Linked DNA regions of Homo sapiens: region 2 is linked to region 1. Evidence: read pairs that join two places in POLR2A ChIA-PET (ENCODE). Cell type or tissue: PC-3. All regions are shown on one strand. Each heading gives the region's core, and the rest is flanking DNA. Links, peaks and the distances in the headings are about the cores only. Region 1 has its middle 6.2 kb from the start of ZNF212. Region 2 has its middle 6.7 kb from the start of TRC-GCA11-1.

Region 1 (10,588 bases), core at 2,782-7,781:
CATGCCCAGCTAATTTTTGTATTTTTAGTAGAGATGGCGTTTCACTATGTTGGCCAGGCTGGTCTTTAACTCCCGACCTCAAGTGATCCGCCCACCTCGGCCTCTCAAAGTGCTGGGATTACAGGTGTGAACCACCTCGCCCAACCCAGCCTATTTTTTTAATTGACTTTTAATTTAAAAATCAATGCAGTCCAGACATGGTGGCTCACGCCTGTAATCTCAGCAATTTGGGAGGCCTAGGCGGGCGGATCATGAGGTCAGGAGTTTGAGACCAGCGTGGCCAACATGGTGAAACTCTGTCTCTACTAAAAACACAAAAATTAGCCAGGTGTGATGGCACACACCTGTAATCCCAGCTACTCAGGAGGTTGAGGCAGGAGAATCGCTTGAACCCGGGAGATGGAGCTTGCAGTGAGCCAAGATTGTGCCACTGCATTCCAGCCTGGGTGACAGAGTGAGACTCCGTCTCCAAAAAAAAAAACAAAACCAAACAAACAAACAAAAAAAAACACACACAATGCATGCAATAAAAATTCGAACAGTTTAAAAAAAAAAAGAAAAAGAAAAGAGGACACAATAAAGAGTGAAACTCTTTCCTAACACACTTCCTGGAAGTATCCACTGCTGAAAGCTGCATCTGTGTCCTTACAGACCTGTGTTCAATTTCCCAGACATTCAAATTACTTCCTCATTTCAGGATATGCTGTTCTGGGCTTTCTGTCCTCATCAGCCTAGGAAGCTCTAACAGGGACATCTGGATTGTAGCATTCCTTCCTCAGCACTGTACCAGATGATCAGGTACAAGGAGTGCTCTGCAAAGGTTGCTGCTCCAAAAAGCTCAAGAGAGTAGAACGTTTCCTGAGATGGGTGGACAGCTCAGGGAACTTCATGCTCATGGCCTCAGTTTGTGCCTTACTTTATGGAAAGGGCAAGGCAGGGTGTTAGGAGAATGAGATTGAGGATGGACGGATGGCTGCATTGTTATTGTTTCATGAACATCTATTAGGGAACAAAGAAGAGTAAGACCTAGTCCTTGCCCTCTGGGAGCCTGACGTCTAAAGGAGAGAAGGTATTTGTGAGAACAACACTACTAGAAAGCATATGACTGCATGAGGGTGGGGGCTTGAGAAATATACGCCTGATCTTCTGGAAGGCTCGCTGCAGGACATCCCGCTGAGAAGTTGGGAAAATACTGGTCTGTAGAAGCCATACTGAGCTAGTGATGGTCAAGGCTAAGTCTCCGGTTTCCTGGATCCTGGGTTGGGGGATCCCGCTGCACTAGTGCCCCTCAACTACACCGTGAGTCACCCCAGCCCCCAGCACAGGCCCTAGGAGAGTCCCGTAGGGAGCTCTAACCACAGAGCTGATCAAAGATGGTGACACTCAGGATGCTGGCCTCTGCATTTTGTTCACTTGAATACCTCTTTAGTATTTAGCACGTGTCTAGCCTGGATGGGCACCACAGGGGGTACAAGTGATCGGAGTTGAGCAACAGACATGAAGAGGAAATTGGCACCCTAAGGTGGTACAATTTGCTTGACAGCAGAGTTGATGGGAGGAGTCAGAGCTCATGATACGATAAGCGTGAGATTAACCTTCATGGAGAAGTCAGGGACTAGAGGATGAATTGGATGGGGCAGAGGGAAAGGAGGGAGGACGCAATGTGGGACAAGGGTGAAACACACTGGGGAGAATGCAATTGGGATTGAAAGGCAGAAGACTGGCAGAGCCAGAGGCCGTGGACCAGCTGCTGGTGGTCTGGGCCCCACAGAGCTGCAGCCCTTTTGGAACTCTTCAGAAACAGTGAATGCATAGCGCTGAAAGGAGGCCAGAGGATGAAATGGAAGTCTCAAGAAGGCAGGTTTAAGTCAGACACCACCAAAAATGAAAAACACCCCAAAACACACAGGTAAAGGCAGTTATCTTATGATCAAAGATTTGGGCACCATGACCAGCTCTCTGACATCTGGGCCCTGGGTATTGGGTATTGGCAGGGAGTAAAGGGGGAAAGTAGGAAACTTCATACCAGGCTCAGGATGAGCCAGCCTGTGCCTATAATTTCACAGCATTTGTCCATCCAGCTGTTACTGCAAAAACATGCGATAGAGCATCCTAGAGGCCCAGAACCCTGTTTTGGAAGAGCACAGGAGGACGGTTTGGGGGAGGCCATGCCTCCTAGGGAGTCATTAGGGAGGCATATCTTTTTCTTTCTTTCTTTCTCTTTGAGGCAGGCTCTTTCTCTGTCGCCCAGGGTGGAGTGCAGTGGCACGATCTTGGGTCACTGCAACCTCTGCCCCCAGGTTCAAGCGATTCTCCTGACTCAGCCTCCTGAGTAGCCGGGATTACAGATGTGCACCACCATGCTCGGCTACTTTTTGTATTTTTAGTAGAGATGGAGTTTCACCATGTTGGCCAGGCTGGTCTCGAACTCCTGGCCTCATGTGGTCTACTCACCTCAGCCTCCCACAGTGCTGAGATTACAGGTATGAGCCACTGTGCCCGGCTAGGGAGGCATATCTCTAAACTGGTAATTCTTGAGATGAGAGGTCCTGAATATCTGTCAGAATCATACACAGCCCCCAGCCCCCACTGACAAGGGTCCCAGATGTCTCCTTCCATAAGAGTCACTCTGCTAGTGAGATGCTGGCACTGTATCCCAAAGGTTGGGAACCTCTGTTCAAACTTCTTTAGACATATTTTAATTTAATTTAATGTGTTATTTTTTTTAGATAGGGTCTCGCTCTGTCGCTCACTCTGGAGGGCAACGGTGGGATCATGACCCACTGCAGCCTTGAGCTCCTGGGCTCAAGCGATCCTCCTGCCTTGGCCTCTCAAAGTGCTGGGATTACAGGCATGAGCCACTGTGCCTGGCCTAGACATATTTTAAATCCACGTCACCCCTCAGCATGATAATTTCTATAGGTTTACCAGAAGACTCTCTTTGTTATAAAAGACTACCTTTGGGCCGGGTATGGTGGCTCATGCCTGTAATCCCAGCACTTTGGGAGGCCAAGGCAGGCGGATCACCTGAGGTCAGGAGTTCAAGACCAGCCTAATCGACATGGAGAAACCCTGTCTCTACTAAAAATACAAAATTAGCCGGGTGTGGTGGTGCATGCCTGTAGTCCCAGCTGCTCGGGAGGCTGAGGCAGGAGAATTGCTTGAAGCTGGGAGGTGGAGGTTGTGGTGAGCCAAGATCGTGCCATTGCACTCCAGCCTGGGCAACAAGAGTGAAACTCCGTCTCAAAAAAAAAAAAAAAAAAAAAAAGACTACCTTTGATGTCTCCCATTCAAGATTCAAGTTCTGTATCTAGTATTAGAGGTGTAAGCCAGTGTTGACTATCTGGGTGTCCCCATACCTTTCATTCTGATGGTGTCAATATCCTTTAACTGAAAAATAGCTTCAGACCCATCCTACATATAGTGTCAAAGCCAGTGCCCCTGCCCCACACTTCAAGGATTTGGGGATGAGAAGTGGTTCTTTATTTATTTATTTATTTTTTGAGATGGAGTTTTGCTCTGTCGCCCAGGCTGGAGTGGAGTGGCGTGATCTCAGCTCACTGCAACATACGTCGCCTGGGTTCAAGCAATTCTCTCACCTCAGTCTCCCAAGTAGCTGGGACTACAGGAGCGCGCCACCACGCCTGGCTAATTTTTGTGTGTGTATATGTATATATATATATACACACACACACATATATATATTTTTGAGAAGGAATTTCACTGTTGCCCAGGCTGAAGTCCAATGGTGCAATCTCAGCTCACTGTAACCTCCATCTCCTGGGTTCAAGTGATTCTCCTGTCTCAGCCTCCCGAGTAGCTGGGATTACAGGAGCTAGTTTTTTGTTTTTTTTTTTTTTTTTTTGAGATGGAGTCTCACTCTGTCACCTAGGCTGGAGTGCAGTGGCACAGTCTCGGCTCACTGCAAGCTCCGCCTCCTGGGTTCATGCCATTCTCCTGCCTCAGGCTTTTGAGTAGCTGGGACTACAGGCACCTGCCACCACGCCCAGCTAATTTTTTTTTTTTTTTTTTTTGTATTTTTAGTAGAGACAGGGTTTCACTGTGTTAGCCAGGATGGTCTCGATCTCCTGACCTCGTGATCTGCCCGACTCAGCTTCCCAAAGTGCTGGGATTACAGGCGTGAGCCACTGCGCTTGGCGACTGCCTTTAGTTTTTAAAGAAGCATTTCTTTCTTTACACTGCCCCTATGATAGCGATACAGACATTTAGCCTGTCAGTAGAAGCTCTCTCTGCTCTATTGCCTACTACCCAAACTTGCCTAGCTGTGTTCAGCCCTTCCTCCCTCCCTCCCTTCCGTCCTTCCTTCATTCCTTCCTTTCTCTTTCTTTCTCTCTTTTCTTTTTCTTTCCTTCTTTTCTTTTTCCTTCATTTATTTCTTCTTTTCTTTCTTTCTTTCTTTTTCTTTCTTTCTTTCTCTATAGGGTTTTGCTCTATCTATCTATCTATCTATCTATCTATCTATCTATCTATCATCTATAGGGTTTTGCTCTGTCAACCAGGCTGGAGGGCTGCAGTGGTGCAATCATAGCTCACTGCAGCCTTGACCTTCCAGGCCCAATCAACCCTCCCACCTCAGCCTCCCAAGTAGCTGGGAGCACAGATGTGTGCCACTATGCCTGGCAAATTTTTAAATTTTATGTAGAGATGAGGTCTCCCTATGTTGCCCAGACTGGCCTCAAACTCCTGGGCTCAAGGGATCCTCCTACGTCAGCCTCCCAAGGTGCTGAGATTACAGGCTTGTCTCTTGACCACTTCCAAGCCATGCCCTGTTTTTTCCACTTTTGTTCTCCAGGGGTCCTGGGCCAGGGGAGCTGTGTCCAAGTCCTGGTCTCTCAAGCCCCAGCTCTGGTTCCACTTTGTCCCTGAAGACTGCTTCACCACTCTAGGTCACACGCTCCCCTGACTTCCCACAGGGGTTTTAGAAGTATCTCCAAGTCCAAGAAACTGTGCAGCTGAGAAAGACACAAAGACAGGACGGGAGGCACTCCTTGCCCTCTGGGACTTTCCATTCGGTTTGGGTATACAGAGAGCCATCATTCTTTCACTAGTCAGTGTGCTTCCAGTTGCAATCAACAGAAGCTGACTGGCCAACCAGGAAGAAAAGGGAACATTCTGGAAGGAACCTGGAATCATTCACAGACTCAAAGGTAACTGATGAAGAACCACTCTTGGATACTGACAAAAATGTGTCTCTCATTTCTGCTCCTTTCACTGTATTGGGATCATTCTTTCAAACCAACTTATTCTAAAAAAAATGGAGGATGGTCGGGCATGGTGGCTCATGCCTGTAATCCTAGCACTTTGGGAGGCCGAGGTAGGTGGATCACTCGAGGTCAGGAATTTGAGACCCGCGTAGCTAACATGGTGAAGCCCCATCTCTACTAAAAATACAAAAATTAGCCGGGCGTGCTGGCGCATGCCTGTAGTCCCAGCTACTCGGGAGGCTGAGTCACGAGAATCACTTGAACCCGCGAGACAGAGGTTGCAGTGAGCCGAGATTGCACTACTGCATTCCAACCTGGTGACAGAGTGAGGCTCCCGTCCCAGAAAACTTTATAAAGAAAAAAAATGGAGGACAAGATTATTCCTGACTCATATAGTTATAATTCACCAGAGAGGAAATTAGCTTTTTCCCTCAGCTCAGTTAGAAGAAACCCAGGGGAAAGCTTGGACTGGTCCAGCTCAGGACACATCCACCCTGGCTTAATGACTGTGCTATGACTGGGCCCATAGGTGGGCTGGCTTAATGACTGTGCTATGACTGGGCCCATAGGTGGGCTGGCTTAATGACTGTGCTATGACTGGGCCCATAGGTGGGCTGGCTTAATGACTGTGCTATGACTGGGCCCATAGGGTGGGCTGGCTTAATGACTGTGCTATGACTGGGCCCATATGATTGGGCTGGCTTGAGCCAGGTGCTCACCCTTCAAACGGTTACTGAGACCAGGCTGGAGTTGGTATGCAAGAAGATGGCAACACACATTTGAATTACATGGGTACAGCTTAGGGAGGCACGATGCCTAGAGGACGAAAGGAGCCATGTTAGGCTGCAGAAGTTCGTGGGTGCACACCACAGACACATAAACAGCCGGGAGGCACCTTGAGCCAATGCGTGTTGATTCCAGGATTCTCACTGACCTGCAGTCTAGCAGGGCATGATCTCCAGAGGATTGTTAGTGTGAGGGAAGGAATACAAAAGACATTGTTCGGCCAGGCCCGGTGGCTCACGCCTGTAATCCCAGCACTTTGGGAGGCCCAGGCGTTTGGATCACTTGAGGCCAGGAGTTCATGGCCAGCCTGGCCAACATGGTGAAACCCCGTCTCTACTAAAAAATACAAAAATTAGCCATGCGTGGTGGCGCATGCCTGTAATCCCAGCTACTTGGGAGGCTGGGGCAGGAGAAATGCTTGAACCCAGGAGGCGGAGGTTGCAGTGAGCTGAGATTGCGCCACTGCATTCCAGCCCGGGCGACAGAGCGAGACCCTGTCTCAAAAAAAAAAAAAAAAGAAAAAAAGAAATGGTTCATGCCATCTAGGGACTTGCAAGATAGTAATGGCAGTGAGACAGAAAGAGTCTTAACGAGTGGAATAAAGCCATGGATTATAAACTTTTTTGAGAAAAAAACAGGCATACATATATGTACTTATATAGGCTAATATGTATGCTATAAATCATACACATGATACAAATTTAAAGGATAAGATAATTTTTGTGTGTGTGAAACAGGGCTTTATTCTGTCACTCAGGCTGGAATGCAGTGACGTGATCACAGCTCACTGCAACCTCGACCTCCTGGGCTCAAGTGATCCTCCTACCTCAGCCTCCCGAGTAGCTGGGACTGCAGGCGTGTGCCACCATGCCTAGCTATTTTTTTTTTTTTTTTTGTAGAGATGGAGTCCCATTATGTTGCCCAGGCTGGTCTCCAACTCCTGGCTTCAAGCAATCCTCCCACCTCAGCCTTCCAAAGTGCTGGGATTACAGGCATGAGCCACTGCACCTGGCCAAGATAAATATTATTAAAACATTATTTTAACAATGTATATTATTTGTTTGTTCAAAGAATACTTTTTTCTTTCACTAAAAATGAGGGTCTGGGGTGAGATGATGTCTAAGGTCATTTTCAGCTCTGCATGTTGCATTCATATTCTACAAATGTAGAGATGCCAGGCTACAAGTACTAAATGTCTATTTTCTTGATTCTTGGAATACCAATGCTACTAATGGGAATAACTGTGAACTTCATTTAAAAGTTTTTTAAGCCGGGTGTGGTGGCTCATGCCTGTAATCCCAGCACTTTGGGAAGCTGAGGCGGGCGGATCACGAAGTCAGGAAATTGAGACCATCCTGGCTAACACAGTGAAACCCTGTCTCTACTAAAAATACAAAAAAAAAAAAAAAAAAAAAAAATTAGCTGGGCGTGGTGGCGGGTGCCTGTAGTCCCAGTTACTCAAAAGGCTGAGGCAGGAGAATGGCGTGAACCTGGGAGGTGGAGCTTGCAGTGAGCGGAGATCACGACACTGCACTCCAGCCTGGGTGACAGAGAGAGACTCTGTCTCAAAAAAAAAGAGGAAAAAAAAAGTTTTTTAAAACGGACTGGGCGCAGTGGCTCATACCTGTAATCCCAGCACTTTGGGAGGCCGAGGCGGGTGGATCACTTGAGGTCAGGAGTTCGAGACCAGCCTGGCCAACATGATGAAACCCCCTCTCTACTAAAAATACAAAAGTTAGCTTGGCGTGGTGGCACACACCTGTAATGCCGGCTACTTGGGAGGCTGAGGCAGGAGAATCGCTTGGACCTGGGAGGCGGAGGTTGCAGTGAGCCAAGATTTCTCCACTGCACTCCAGCCTCGGCAAGAGAGCGAGATTCTGTCTCAAAACAAAAAACAAAAAACAACAACAATTTTTTTTGAGATGGAGTCTCGCTCTGTGGCTTAGGCTGGAGTGCAGTGGTGCAATCTCGCTCACTGCAAGCTCTGCCTCCCAGGTTCACACCATTCTCCTGCCTCAGCCTCTGGAGTAGCTGGGACTACAGGCGCCCGCCACCACACCTGGCTAATTTTTTGTATTTTTAGTGGAGACAGGGTTTCACCATGTTAGCCAGGATGGTCTCGATCTCCTGACCTTGTGATCCGCCTGCCTTGGCCTCCCAAAGTGCTGGGATTACAGGCGTAAGCCACCACACCCGGCCAACAACGTTTTTTAAAACAGCATATGTCAAGATTTGAATGTCAGTTGGAAAAAACAAATGGGTAGTTTCTAAGAGACACAACAAAGCCACATTTATCCTGCTGAACTCATTGCAATACAAGGCTTGGACCTTGCAAAAGTAAAGCAGAGAGAAGAAATTGCCTGTTATCAAGTGCTTGCTGTATGCCGGGCACTTGGCTACATAAGCACTTTACATAAATTCTTTCTTTTAGTTCCATCAGCAACCTTAGGATGAGGTGTTCACATTCTCAGTGGAAGACAAGGACACTAGGGCAGAGTGAGCATGAGCCACAGCACTTAGTAAATGAAGGATCTGGGACTAAACAACAATAATGATCATGAGTACTTCTTGAGCTCTTCCTCTGTGCCAGGTACTGTTCTAAGCACTTGACTTGAATTCACTCATTTAATTCACACAACTCTATGAGCTAAGTACTGTTATCTATTCACCAATAATCATGAGGAAACAAGTACTAAGAAGTTAAAGACCTGACCAAGTTTCACATCTAGTAAGTGGCTGTGATGGTGAATACTGAATCAACTTGATCGCATTGAAGGATGTAAAGTATTGATCCTGGGTGTGTCTGTGAGGGTGTTGCCAAAGGAGATTAACATTTGAGTCAGTAGGCTGGGAAAGGCAGACCCACCCTCAATCTGGTGGGCACAATCTAATCAGCTGCCAGCACAGCTAGAATATAAAGTAGGCAGAAAAATGTGAAAAGACTAGACTGGCCTAGCCTCCCAGCCTACTTCTTTCTCCCATGCTGGACCCTTCCCACCCTCGAACATCAACGAACATCAGACTCTAGGTTCTTCAGTTTTGGGACGCAGACTGGCTCTCCTTGCTCCTCAGCTTCCAGATAGCCTATTGTGGAGCCTTGTGAGCATGTGAGTTAATACTTAATAAACTCCCCTTTATATAACATTATATATATATCCTATTAGTCTGTCTAGAGAAACCTAATATACTGGCAGTGCTGGGCTAGGGACCCAGACGGTCTCACTCCCCAGCCCCACTTAGCAAATCACTGTGCCACACTGTCTTCATCAGCCCGGGGGACTGCAGGCGCCACACCATCTCCACCAGCCCACGTGATTGCAACCCTGGTGCCTGGTGCTGCCTCCTTTGCAGGCTGGAAATTTGATCTGAACCTTTTTCCAGACTTCCAGGCTCAGAGTCTGGGATGCTGAAACATGCTCATTTTCAAGAGACTGAGGTATACATGTGCATCAGCTTCACCTGCATGTTGCCTCCCAGAAGCTACCTGGCAACATGCAACGTCAGAAGGTTGCCTTGTGAGTATAGAAATAGAATAGAGGGAATGAGTTCTACGACCGAACTGTTTAATGACCTCAGCATCCTATGTCCTGATATTGTGCCTGTGGAGGATAACATTTTTATTTTATTTTTAAAGACAAGATCTTGGTCTGTTGCCTACGCTGGAGTGCAGTGGTGCGATCGTGATTCACTGCAGCCTTGAACTACTGGGTTCAAATGATTCTTCCACCTCAACCTCTTGAGTAGCTGAGACTACAGGTGTGCACCACTACTCCTGGCTCATTTTAATTTTAATTTTAATTTTGTAGAGACAGGGTCTGCCTATTTGCTCAGGTTGGTCTCAAACTCCAGTGATCCTCCTGCCTTGCCCTCCCAAAGTGCTAGGATTACAGGCATGAGCCACCTCACCCATGACACATTTTTTTTTTTTTCTGTATCTGACACCAAGAGTTTGTTGGTCTGAGAGATTAGGTCAGACCCTCTGGACAGGATCTCCCTGACTGACCGGTTTCTTCAGCCTGGCCCATTCTTTCTCTAGATTTATTAATGATTCAGTGACGTGCCCGTTGATCTAGTTGCCCTGGAAATAATGCCTCTGTTTGAGATGACATTTCATATCCTTACACTCTGATTCACCATTCAATCATTTACAAATATGAACACTTCTGTGTACAACAAATGGAGGATACAGTAGACAGACATTTCAGTGGAAGAGATACAGATAATTAATATGTAAATGAGTGAAAAAGAGAGATTACTTCAGATGGTGATAAATGGTATGAAAAATTTCCAGCAGGGTAACGAGATTGAGTATTGAGATGGAGGATGGTGTGGGGCTGTAGAAAGGGGGGACTGGGGATATCTCTCTGAGGATGTAGAATCTGAACTGAGCCCTGCATGTGAGGAAGGAGCCAGTCATGATCTTAAAAGTTTCGTTCTCCGCCGGGTGGGGTGGCTCACACCTGTAATCCCGGCGCTTTGGGAGGCTGAGGTGGGCGGATCACCTGAGGTCGGGAGTTTGAGACCAGCCTGACCAACATGGGGAAACCCCGTCTCTACTAAAAATACAAAATTAGCCA
Region 2 (12,209 bases), core at 3,665-8,664, 180 kb after region 1:
TGCAAAAGACTTCCTTTACATCACATTCAATAATGAACCAACAGGAGAACTGCTGACTTTGGAATGTATGAATATATAAAAATCCCTTGTAATACAGGTAGTCAAGATAATAAGTGCATGCAAGGAAAGCAATCCTCCTCATTTTTCTGAAAACTGTTTTACATTTTAAAAGGTGGCTAGGCATACTTGGAAGTTCAAAGCAGTAGGATGCACCGTGCAGGGAAACAAAGAGGAAAGCCCTTTTCCATGTTGTTAGGCAAATATATATCAAATATACCCCACTTCCACTTAATAAAGTCAGTTGGATGAGTTCTTTGAACCAGGCTAGGGCAGAATACTCAGTAAAACTGGGCTCTGGGTGGGGATGCGAATCCAGGAGAAGAGGAGCACCAGATCCCATCCGTTCCCCTCTCTAACACAGACGAGGCACGCTGCCCCTTGTCCCTGGACATAGGACGCACCAGCACAGTCCTCAGATAGTTACTGCACCCACTGCCTGGTGCTTTCCAACGGTCTTAATTTACGCCATGGAGAAAATCCTTTACCACCAAACACAAACTGTCATTGAACTTAAGTCATAAAGGATGTTATGGGGGAAATTCTTGTTTGAAGAAGAATTTCTTCGTCAGTTTGAAGAAGTCACTTTGGTTGTTCCTTCACATGAACACTTCTCTCTGGGTCACTTCTGCTGACCTCAGTCCCACCCAGTGCGACTGGAAACAACATGGAAAAGGGCTTTCCTCTTTCTTTCCCTGCACGGTGCATCCTACTGCTTTGAACTTCCAAGTACGCCTAGTCACCTTTTAAAATGTAAAACGGTTTTCAGCTAGAAGCGATTCTAGCTTCACGCTCATGGGCTGATGTTATATTCAAGTGACTTTATCTTCAGGTTCCAGGAGTATCACCATCCCAGAACAAAAGTGGGAGGGTCCTTGGAGAAACTGGAGGTAAGCACTTTTCTGCTTTAAAAATCTCTGGGCAAGATGAACCAGGAAGCCCATCCCTGAGGCAGGAACCTACCTGCAGAGCAGCTAAGGTTTCTAAGGACGTTTGCCACCTAGCCTTGTGTTGCTAGTGACGCTAGTGAACCGGGAACCAAGGTGACTGGTTCTGAGTGTGCCTTCTTTTTTTTGTTTCTCCTTGTTTTTCAGCAAAGTTCCTATTGGAAATGTCAGCCTGTCTCCATGGTGCTAAGAAAAGTAAGGAAAGAAAGTTTTCTCCAGACACACCAATATGAACTCCATTAACATGAGATAGAAAACTAACTCAGAAACTTAGAATCAGAACCTTAAAATCAGATCCTCATTATGGAAAATTTCAAATATACACAAAAACAGTAGTCTCTTCCATCTAGATCCAGCAGTCCTGGTGGGTGAGACCTGATTTAATTAGATTTATTTTAAAATTTAAAATGTATATTTTAGGCTGGGCACAGTGGCTCATGCCTGTTATCTAAGAACTTTGGGAGGCTGAGGTGGGAGGATTACTTGAAGCCGCCAGGAGTTTCAGACCAGCCCGGGCAACAAAACAAGACCCCAGTCTCTACAAAAAAAATTTTTTTTAAAAAATTAGCTGGGTGTGGTGGCAGTAGCTGTGGTGCCAGATACTGGACAAGCTGAGGCAGAGGGTCCCTTGAGCCCAGGACTTTGAGGTGGCAGTGAGCCCTGATCGCGCTGTCACAGGATGCTTCGCAGTGAGCCCTGACCTCACTGTCATGGGATCCTTCGCAGTGAGCCCCGATCCTGCTGTCACAGGATCCTTTGCAGTCAACCCTGACCTCACTGTCACAGGATCCTTCGCAGTGAGCCCTGACCGCGCTGTCACTGGATCCTTTATAGTGAGCCCTCATCACAGTCACAGGATCCTTCACAGTGAGCCCTGATTGTGCTGTCACTGGATCCTTCGCAGTGAGCCCTGACCATGCTGTCACTGGATCCTTTGTAGTGAGCCCTCATCACAGTCACAGGATCCTTCAGTGTTGACTTTGGTATCGCTTCGCCAGTGGGAAACTTCTGTGGCCAGTGGCATCTCTGCTTGAGTTTTGCTCGTGGCCGCTGAGCTCCTTCCACCTACTTGGTCTGGCAGGCTGTGCTTAGTTCACGCTACCAGCCCAGATCCCCCACCTGCCATGGGCAAGCCAAGTGCGGAGCAGAGAGGGGTGTGTGAGTGTGCAGGTATGGGGTCTGGCCAGTGCACGTAGCCAGGCACACCAGCTGCTATGGTGGGGTGGGCAGCTCCGGGCACGGGCACAGGTGCCAGCTCTGTGTGAAGCTGCAGCTGGACCTTCCACCACAGGCACCAGCAACTGGACGAGGGGAACGCATTGGTGCCCAAAAGCTTGGAGATGCCAGGAACCGCAGAGCCCCAAAGGGTGTTACAGCATGTCACGGTCTTGGCTTGGGGAGGCCCACAGCTCTTCTCTCCTTCTCATCACTTGCAGTGTGGCAAGTGGGGTTGGGGGTGTTTTGGGGTAGTATTTCAGCCAGTTTGTGTCACAGTTCTTTCAGTCCCACCGCCCCGCTCTGGCCTGAAGCTCCTGGGCTAGTCTGGCCCTGCCTCCTGTCACTGCTGACAGAGGGCGGGAGGGCTATAGTGTTACAGCTCTGGCTTGGGGAATCCCAAGGTCTGGGCCTCAGAAAGGTTACCACTCTTAACTCCCACAGTCCAGACGCGTATCACTGCCCACAGCCTGGTGAGCCAGCCAGCGAAGTGTTACAGCTCCTTTTGCTTCCACTGTGTGGTGGGTCCCAAGTTCCTGTCCTGTGTCCAGGAAGAATGAGGCTACTCAGACAACTGGAGGGTGAGCAAGGCAGAGAAGAGCTTTATTGGGTGACTGAACAGCTCTCAGCAGAGAGGAGACCCAAAGTGGGTAGCTCCTATCCACAGGCAGGTAATCCCAGAGTGTATGAGTCTGGCTGAGTCCAGGGATTTTTATGGGCTCAGAATGGAGGAAGTTCATGCTAATTGGTCCATGGTGGGCCTGGAAGAAGCACCACTTGATTGGCTGAAAGGCATCAAGGAAGTTTTTTCACTCCGGGTAGCGGACTTCACTGGGACCTGGCAGCCTGGCCTCCAGGCTTCAGTCCATCCTTGGCTTGAAGGTGGGGTTTCATCTGGGACCCGTCCTTTCCTACCCAGAAACCTGTCTGCCTCCTGCCACCATCAACACCATTGCACTCCAGCCTGGGCAACAGAGCGGAGGCCTCATCTCTTAAAAAAAAAGAATAAATAAAATAAAAACAAATAAAAAATGTATATTTTAAAAATAAATACCGAATTCATAGAACTCACACAATACAATATTCTAAAGGAACGAAAAAGTAGGCAGTGAAAATTCTCCCTCTTGTTTATCTACCAAGACTCCACTCACTGGGGGAAGCCCATGTCTTGTGTTTCTTACATATTCTTCCATAGATAATTTGTACGTCTGAGGAGTTATTAGTGCATATTTTCTCCTACCTTTTCTGTAAACACAAATGATAGCACAGCATATACATCTTGGTTTTTTTCTACCTCATTTAATTTTATAGTCTCCAGATGCCTTTAGTGGTGTCATAGGGGTAAGTTTTCCAGCTGAAATTTGTAGTAACATTAATGGGAGGGGGAACGTTACCACAAAACCCGATAGCGGAAAGGGAAGGAAACTTGGGAATAGAGGGCACCCATATTTGAACCAGGGACCACTTGATCTGCAGCCAAATGGTTTACTCCTCAGCTATACCCCCTTGCCTGAGGGACATTCCTTCTTAGCACATTTCACCTGTGTAGCCACACCCAAGACACTACATTTACTATAATACCTAATGTTTTTGTGCAATTATTTTGTTCTAAATAAATTGTAAGAGCTTCATATATATAATTTAAAAAATTATTTGTGGTAGTACTATCACTACTACCACCATCATCATTGATGACAATGACATATGGAATTGAAGCAAATTGCCCCAAATCAGTGTTAAGTGACAGAATCAAGAACTAAAGGCAGGGCGTGGAGAATCATGCCTGTAATCCCAGCACTTTGGGAGGCTGAGGCAGATGGCTTGCTTGAGCCCAGGAATTTGAAACCAGCCTGGGCAACATGGTGAAAACCCATCTCTACAAAAAAAAAAAAAAAATATATATATATATATATGTATATTATATATATATAAAATAGCTGGGCATGGTGGTGCACACCTGTAGTCCCAGCTACTCAGGAGGCTGAGGCAGGAGGACTGCTTGAGCCCAGAAAGTCAAGGCTGCAGTGAGCCAGCCTGGGTGACAGTGCAAGACCTTAAAATAAATAAATAAATAAATAAATAAATAAATAAATAAATAAATAAAGCTAAACAGCCACTACATTATCCAGCCTCCACTAGGCTGCTCTTTATTTTGGGTTGGGTCTGCAGGGCTCTGCTGCCTCCCAGTGGACCCCTCTCCCTGCTCTGTTACAACCTCATCCCCCGCCTCCTCCCTGCCAGCCCTCCCTGCTTTTATATAATGGGGTTGCCCAGAGAAGGCCATTTAACCCAAGTGCCCTGAGAGGGCCCAACATTGGCTTCTGGAAGTCAGAACATTTATTTATTTATTTTTGCCAGTGGTAATTAATTTTATCGCAAGTTATATACATTTGCAATTTGCTAAAATTCTTGTTATTCTTACAAATTGCCAATAAATGTTCTCAATTTCATTGAAGAAAACCAAATTAATAAATTAGAATTATTTCTGGTCAAAATACTTTCAGAAAGGAATCGCTTAGGAGGCTATACACCACAGAAACAGCGACATTTGTCAGAATTATTTATTGTGATAAACTACTTACAGACCTCTTATGTAACAGAATATTTTTAATAAAAGTTTATATTTTAATAGCAGCTAAATGGAGACATAATAACCTTTTTAAAAATGAGCTATAATTTATACATCATATACTTCACCCTTTTAAAGTATATAATTCAGTGGTTTTGGGTATATTCACAGATTGTGTAACTATCACCACTATCAAATTTCAGAACATTTTCATCACCCCGGAAAGATACCCCAAACCCATCAGCAGACATCACTCCAATCCCACCTCCCCCAGCCCCTGGCAATGAGACACGTTAGCCTTCGAGTAGAGCTGGCTATTTTGCAAAATCACAGGGGTGGGGGAAGCCTCAAGAAATCATCTAGTTCATTTCCTACCCTTAAGAGCCTCTGAAGGGAGATCCACCATCTTCTATGGAAGCTACTGTGTACTCTAAAAATTAATATAAGGGAAGCAGCCAAATGATATCTATATTATCCTAGGTAAAATGGTTTCTATATTCAGAAGAGCTTGCTTAACTTATTTTACAGCTATATTTTCAATTTGGGATCAAACCTTAATAGTGTTAGATATTAATACATCAGAAATTACTCTCAGATTCACCACATTATTTGATAATTTTTCTACTATTTGGTTGCTTTACTTTTAATGTGAGCATTAGGTTTCCTTTTTTTTTTTTTTTTCTTAAATCCCTACAGACAGCATTAGGTTTTCTGTTGTGCCCCCTGAATCTTACTGTATACAAAAGTAAGTCGAGCCACTTTAAGGAAGTCAACAGGCCTTTGGCTGTTACTTTGTTGTCATAGATTTTATTGGAAAAAGACAGTGGCACCTAGATGTCTCACCAAGATGTATAATGCATGTTCAAAAGCAGACCCTAGCTTTTTTTTCCCCTCAAAAACAGATCTGAAGAGTCTCAGTCAGAGACACAGAATGATTCTGTAAATGTAAGCTACAAATTGTCTAGGGTAATAAAAGAAAAATCTTGCCCTGCCTCCAAATCTGGTAACTATTTTTTTTTAGAATTTTTTTATTTCTATAGGTTATTGGGGAACAGGTGGTGTTTGGCTACATAAGTAGGTTCTTTAGTGGTGATTTGTGAGATTTTGGTGCACCCATCACCCGAGCAGTATACACTGTACCCAATTAGTGAACTTTTATCCCTCAGCCCCTTCCCACCCTTTCCCCTGAGTCCCCAAAGTCCACTGTGTCATTCTTACGCCTTTGCATCCTCATAGCTTAGCTCCCACTTATGAATGAGAACATACGATGCTTGGTTTTCCATTCCTGAGTTACTTCCCTTAGAATAATAGTCTCCAGTCTTATCCAGGTTGCTGTGAATGCCATTAATTCATTATTTTTTATGGCTGAGTAGTATTCCATTGTATATGTATACCACAGTTTCTTTATCCACTCATTGATTCATGGGCATTTAGTTTGTTTCCACATGTTTGGAATTGCCAATTTTGCTGCTATAAACATGCATCTGCAAGTATCTTTTTCGTATAATGACTTCTTTTCCTCCGGGCAGATACCCAGCGGTGGGATTGCTAGGTCAAATGATAGTTCTATTTTTTGTTATTTAAGGAATCTCCACACTGTTTTCCATAGTGGTTGTACTAGTTTACATTCCCTCCAGCAGTGTAGAAGTGTTCCCTTTTCACCGCATCTAACCAACATCTATTATTTTTGATTTTTTTGATTCTGGCCATTCTTGCAGGAGTAAGGTGGTATCACATTGTGGTTTTGATTTGCATTTCCCTGATCATTAGTGATGTTGAGCATTTTTTCATATGTTTGGTGCCCATTTGTATATCTTCTTTTGAGAATTGTCTATTCATGACCTTAGCCCAATTTCTGATGGGATTATTTATTTTTTTCTTGCTAATTTGTTTGAGTTCCTCATAGATTCTGGATATTAATAATCTTTGTATAGATTACAAAGATTTTCTCCCACTCTATGGGTTGTCTGTTTACTCTGCTAACTGTTTGTTTTGCCATGCAAAAGCTGTTTAGTTTAATTAAGTCCCGGCTATTTATCTTTGTTTTTATCGCATTTGCTTTTGGGAAAGTCAGAACATTTAAACTGAGGTTTTCTAAATGTGTGAATTAGTTAGCTTTTGTATGAGTAACGACTTCACGTGGCTCAGAGTTTAAAATGTACAAGTTGTCACCTGGCCAGCATGTAACCTCTTTGCTGGTTTCTTGTACACTTTCAAAAGAGAAACATTTCTCTTAGAGCCCCAGAGTTAATTTTATTTTAGTTTATTTCTTAGTTTATTTAGTTTAGTTCTTAGATCTGTATACACATATGTACACAAAACTACATACAAATGCCCTGTACTTAACAGTTTTATACGGCTATAAAAACAAAATAATTTTAGAAATCCTGCCATGGGTGGTGGCTCAGGCCTGTAATCCCAGCACTTTGGGAGGCTGAGGCGGGTGGATCACCTGAGGTCAGGAGTTTAAGACCAGCCTGGCTAATGTGGTGAAACCCGTCTCTACTAAAATTACAAAAATTAGCTGGGCATGCTCACATGTGCCTGTAGTCCCAGCTACTCGGGAGGCTGAGGCAGGAGAATCACTTGAACTCAGGAGGCGGAGGTTGCAGTGAGTCAAGATCACACCACTGCACTCCAGCCAGGGCAACAGAGCAAGACTCTTGTCTCTCAAAAAAACCAATTTTTTTTTAGAAATCATTACAAATGAAATCATAAATCAAATAACACTCAAATAATTAGTTTCATTCAGAGGAAACTAACTCGCTAGAACTAACAGGCTCTGTGTAATGTGTTTGTGAGGCTGTCCCTCACAAGCCTGTGAAGACCCGCTGGGCCCCAGCACGTCTGGGAAACCGCCTCTGTGAGCACAACTCTCACTTCCCTCTCTTGTGGACTTAGTTGAGCTTCTGTTCTTTTGCCACCACAGGTATTAAAGCACCACATGGTGACAAGTGAATCACAAACACACGCGTACAGGCACACCCAAGCACACAGTGCCTAGAAACAGCTTTTTGTTGTAAAGTGTCCACCCAAACAAGTCCTAGAATGCCCATATTAAAAATGCTAAGATTGTGATTAAAATTTGAATAGAAAAATTCTTCGGAGAGTTCAGGGACTGCTGGAAAACACGGATCTAGCTGCCTCCTCCATGCCACCCACCTGGAAAGAGACTCAGAGGCCTGCCTGTGTCTGATTGGGCTGTTGACAATGGTCAGGGCTATGACTCCAAGCTGGGCGCAGTTGCTCGGGCCTGTAATCCCGGCACTTTGGGAGGTGGTGGCAGGGGGACTGCTTGAACCCAGGAGTTTGAGACCAGCCCAGGCAACAAAGCAAGACCCTGTATCTACAAAACATACAAATCACCTGGGTATTTTTTTGTTTTTTTTTTTTGTGGCAATTGTGAATGGGATTGCTTTTCTGATTTGGTTCTCAGTTTGGTTATTGTTGGTATATAGGAATGCTAGCAATTTTTGTATATTGATTTTGTAGCCCGCAAGTTTGCTGAAGTTATCAGCTGACGAAGCTTTTGGGCCAAGAATATGGGGTTTTCTAGATATAGAATCATGTCGTCTGCAAACAGAGATAGTTTGACTTCCTCTCTTCCTATTTGGATGTCCTTTATTTCTTTCTCTTGCCTGATTGCTCTGGCTAGGACTTCCCATACTATGTTGAATATAAGTGGTGAGAGAGGACATCCTTGTCTTGTGCTGGTTTTCAAGGGGAATGTTTCCAGCTTTTACCCATTCAGAATGATATTGGCTGTGGGTTTGTCATTAATGGCTCTTATTATTTTGAGGTATATTCCTTCAGTACCTAGTTTATTGAGAGTTTTTAACATGAAGGGATATTGAATTTTCTCAAAAGCCATTTCTGCGTCTATTGAGATAATCATGTGTTTTTTGTCTTTAGTTCTGTTTATGTGATGAATCACATTCATTGATTTTTGTATGTTGAACCATCCTTGTATCCCAGGGATGAAGCCTCCTTAATCACAGTGGATTAGCTTTTTGATGTGCTGCTGGATTCTGTTTGCAAGTATTTTGTTGAGGATTTTTGCATTGATGTTCATCAAGAATATTGGCCTGAAGTTTTATTTTTTTGTTGTGTCTCTGCCAGGTTTTGGTATCAAGATGATGCTGGCCTCATAGAATGAGCTAGGGAGAAGCCCCTATGCCTCAATTTTCTGGAATAGTTTCTGTAGGAATGATACCAACTCTTATTTGTACATCTGGTAGAATTCAGCTGCAAATCCATCAGGTCCTGGGCTTTTTTGGGTTGGTAGGCTATTATTACTGATTCAATTTTGGAGCTCCTTATTGTTCTGTTCAGGGAATTAATTTCTTCCTGGCTCAGTCTTAGGAGAGTGTAAATGTCTGGGAATTTTTCTATCTCTTATAGCTAACCAGGGAGGTGAAACATCTCTACAATGAGAATTACAAAACACTGATCAAAAGAGATCAGAGAACACAGAAACAAATAGAAAAACATCTCATGCTCATGGATAGGAAGAATCAATATTATTAATATGGCTATACTGCCCAAAGCAATTTATAGATTCAATGCTATTCCTACTAAACTACCAATGACGTTCTTCAGAAAACTAGAAAAAATACTTTAAAATTTATATGGAACCAAAAAAGGGACTGAATTGCCAAGGCAACCCTAAGCAAAAAGAACAAAGCTAGAGGAATCACATTACCCAACTTCAAACTATACTATAAGGCTACAGTGACAAAAACAGCACGGTACTGTTACTAAAACAGGCACATAGATCAGTGGAACAGAACAGAGAGCCCAGAAATAAGGCTGCACATCTATGACCATGTGATCTTTGACAAAGTTGACAAAAACAAACAAGGGGGAAAGGACTCTCTATTAAATAAATGGTGCTGGGATAATTGGCTAGCAATATGCAGAAGATTGAAGCTGGATCCCTTCCTTACACCATATACAAAAATCAACTCAAAATGGATTAAGGACTTAAATGTAAAAAAAAAAAAAAAAAAAAAAAAAGACTTAAATGTAAAACTGAAAATTATAAAAACCCTGAAAGACAACCTAGGAAATACCATCTTGGACATGGGAATGGGCAAAGATTTCATGAGAAAGACACCAAAAGCCATCACAACAAAAGCAAAAATTGGCAAATGGGATCTAATTAAACTTAAGAGCTTCTGCACAGCAAACCATCAACAGGGTAAACAGACAACCTACAGAACGGGATAAAATATTTGCAAACTATGCATCCATCAAAGGTCTATAAGGAACTTAAACAAATTTACAAGAGAAAAACAAACAACCCCATTAAAAAGCGGGCAAAGGTCAGTCGGGCACGGTGGCTCAAGCCTGTAATCCCAGCACTTTGGGAGGCCGAGGCGGGCAGATCACGAGGTCAGGAGATCAAGACCATCCTGGCTAACACGTGAAACCCCGTCTCTACTAAAAATACAAAAAAAATTAGCCAGGTGTGGCGGCGTGCGCCTGTAGTCCCAGCTGCTGGGGAGGCTGAGGCAGCAGAATGGCGTGAACCCAGGAGGCGGAGCTTGCAGTGAGCCGAGATGGCGCCACTGCACTCCAGCCTGGGTGACAGAGCAAGACTCCGTCTCAAAAAAAAAAAAAAAAAAAAAAAAGTGGGCAAAGGGCATGAACAGACATGAACACATGGACAGGTCTCAAAAGAAGACATACATGCGGCCAACAAGTATGGGCAAAAAAGCTGAATATCATCACTGATCATTAGAAGAATGCAAATCAAAACCACAATGAGATACCATCTCACACCAGTCAGAATGGCTATTACTAAAAAGTCAAAAAATAACACATGCTGGTGAGGTTGCGGAGAAAAGGAACCCTTATATACTGTTGGTGGGAGTGTAAATTAGTTCAACCATTGTGGAAAGCAGTATGGCGATTCCTCAAAGAGCTAAAAGCAGAACTACCATTTGATCCCACTACCGAGAATATAGCTAGAGCAATGTATAGCATTCTACCATAAAGACACATGCACACAAATGTTTATTGCAGCACTGCTCACAATAGCAAACACATGGAAACAACCTAAATGCCCATCAATGATAGAGTGGATAAAGAAAATGTGGTACATATGCACCATGGAATATTATGCAGTCAAAAAAAGAATGAGATCATGTCTTTTGCAGGAACATGGATGGAGCTGGAGGCCATCATCCTTAGCAAGGTAATGCAGGAATGGAAAACCAAATCCGCATGTTCTCACTTATAGGTAGGAGCTAAATGATAAGAACTTATGAAGACAAAGAAGGAAACAACAGACACTGCGGTCTACCTGGGGGGGAGGGGGGAGGGGGGAGGAGGGGGAGGGGGGGAGGAGGGGGAGGAGCAGAAAAGATCGCTATTGAATACTGAGCTTAATACCTGGGTGATGTGATAATATGTACAACAAACCCCTGTGAAATGTGTTTATGTATGTAACAAACCTTCACATGTACCCCCAACCCTAAAATAAAAAAAAATTTTAAACCGTCCTTGAAAAAGAAAAAGAAATCGCCTGTAGTTTCAGGTACTCTGGAGACTCAGGTGGGAGGACTGTTTGAACCCAGGTGGTTGAGGCTGCAGCGAGCCATGATTGTGCTGTTGCACTCCTGCCTGGGCAACAGAGCAAGACCCTGTCTCAAAAGAAAAAAAAAAAAAAGACTATGACTCCAAGGTTTTGATTTCTGCTCCAGAATCTCAATCTCACACCTCAGGAGGAGCATGGACCACCCTACTTTGACTTTCTCCTCCTTCCAGTGCACCCTCCCCACCAGCCAATGGAGATAAACCTTTCTGAGGAAAACATTATCCTGGGGAATAATGAGTTGGTAAGCTGGTGATTAATGAAGTTGAGAAACTACAAAGCCATTATTAAAAAGGTGAACATCAGTCTGTTATTGAGGACAATCCCCTTTCAGGTCTGTAGTCCTGGCATCTAATTAATGGAACCAAAGCTTTTGGAAGTTCACTTTATAAAAGATGAAACAGTTGCCATTATTGTGAATACTGGTGTACTCCGTTTAAAAGTGCAATATTGAAGGTAGAACTCTTTGTGCAGCAACGATACAAGGGTGCGATTTGGGGAGCACAGCACTGTGATAAAAACAATGTTCTTGGCAAGGAAGTCTTTAGTAAATCCCAAGAAGATTCAGCAGGATGTCGTTGGAACCGGATGTGGTGTACACACAACTCACAAGTCCATCCAAACAGGCTGGGATAGTCTACCAATTCAGATAAAGTGTGAGGTGTTTTTTTAGGTGGTATATATGCAAATAAACTAAATTATTTTTTTGTAACAGCTGATTTAGTATAATAAAATATTTAGTTATGGTAGTATGTATGCACTTTCTGCAAGTGTTTTTGAAAATAGCTGTTGAGCACTTTCTGCGAGTGTTTTTGAAAATAGC

What was found. ChIA-PET counts read pairs that join two places held together with the same protein. Peaks named below come from ENCODE experiments on the same cell type or tissue, not always from the same donor. Only the 100,000 strongest peaks of a DNase experiment are listed, where the experiment ranks them.
Region 2: POLR2A ChIA-PET joins it to region 1 with 5 read pairs; 3 of 35 experiments call an interaction of 5 or more read pairs at or near these places.

The regions. Positions count from the first base shown.
Region 1 is chr7:149,228,202-149,238,789 of GRCh38, forward strand. No RefSeq gene overlaps it. Among named protein-coding and RNA genes, the nearest start is that of ZNF212, 6.2 kb to the right of the region's middle. RefSeq lists an enhancer at 5,002-6,201. In PC-3, for the core only: no CTCF peak of the experiment used is centred there; DNase peaks (open chromatin) are centred at 5,610 and 5,920; H3K4me3 peaks cover 541 bases; H3K27ac peaks cover 2,457 bases.
Region 2 is chr7:149,402,411-149,414,619 of GRCh38, forward strand. No RefSeq gene overlaps it. Among named protein-coding and RNA genes, the nearest start is that of TRC-GCA11-1, 6.7 kb to the right of the region's middle. In PC-3, for the core only: no CTCF peak of the experiment used is centred there; no DNase peak of the experiment used is centred there.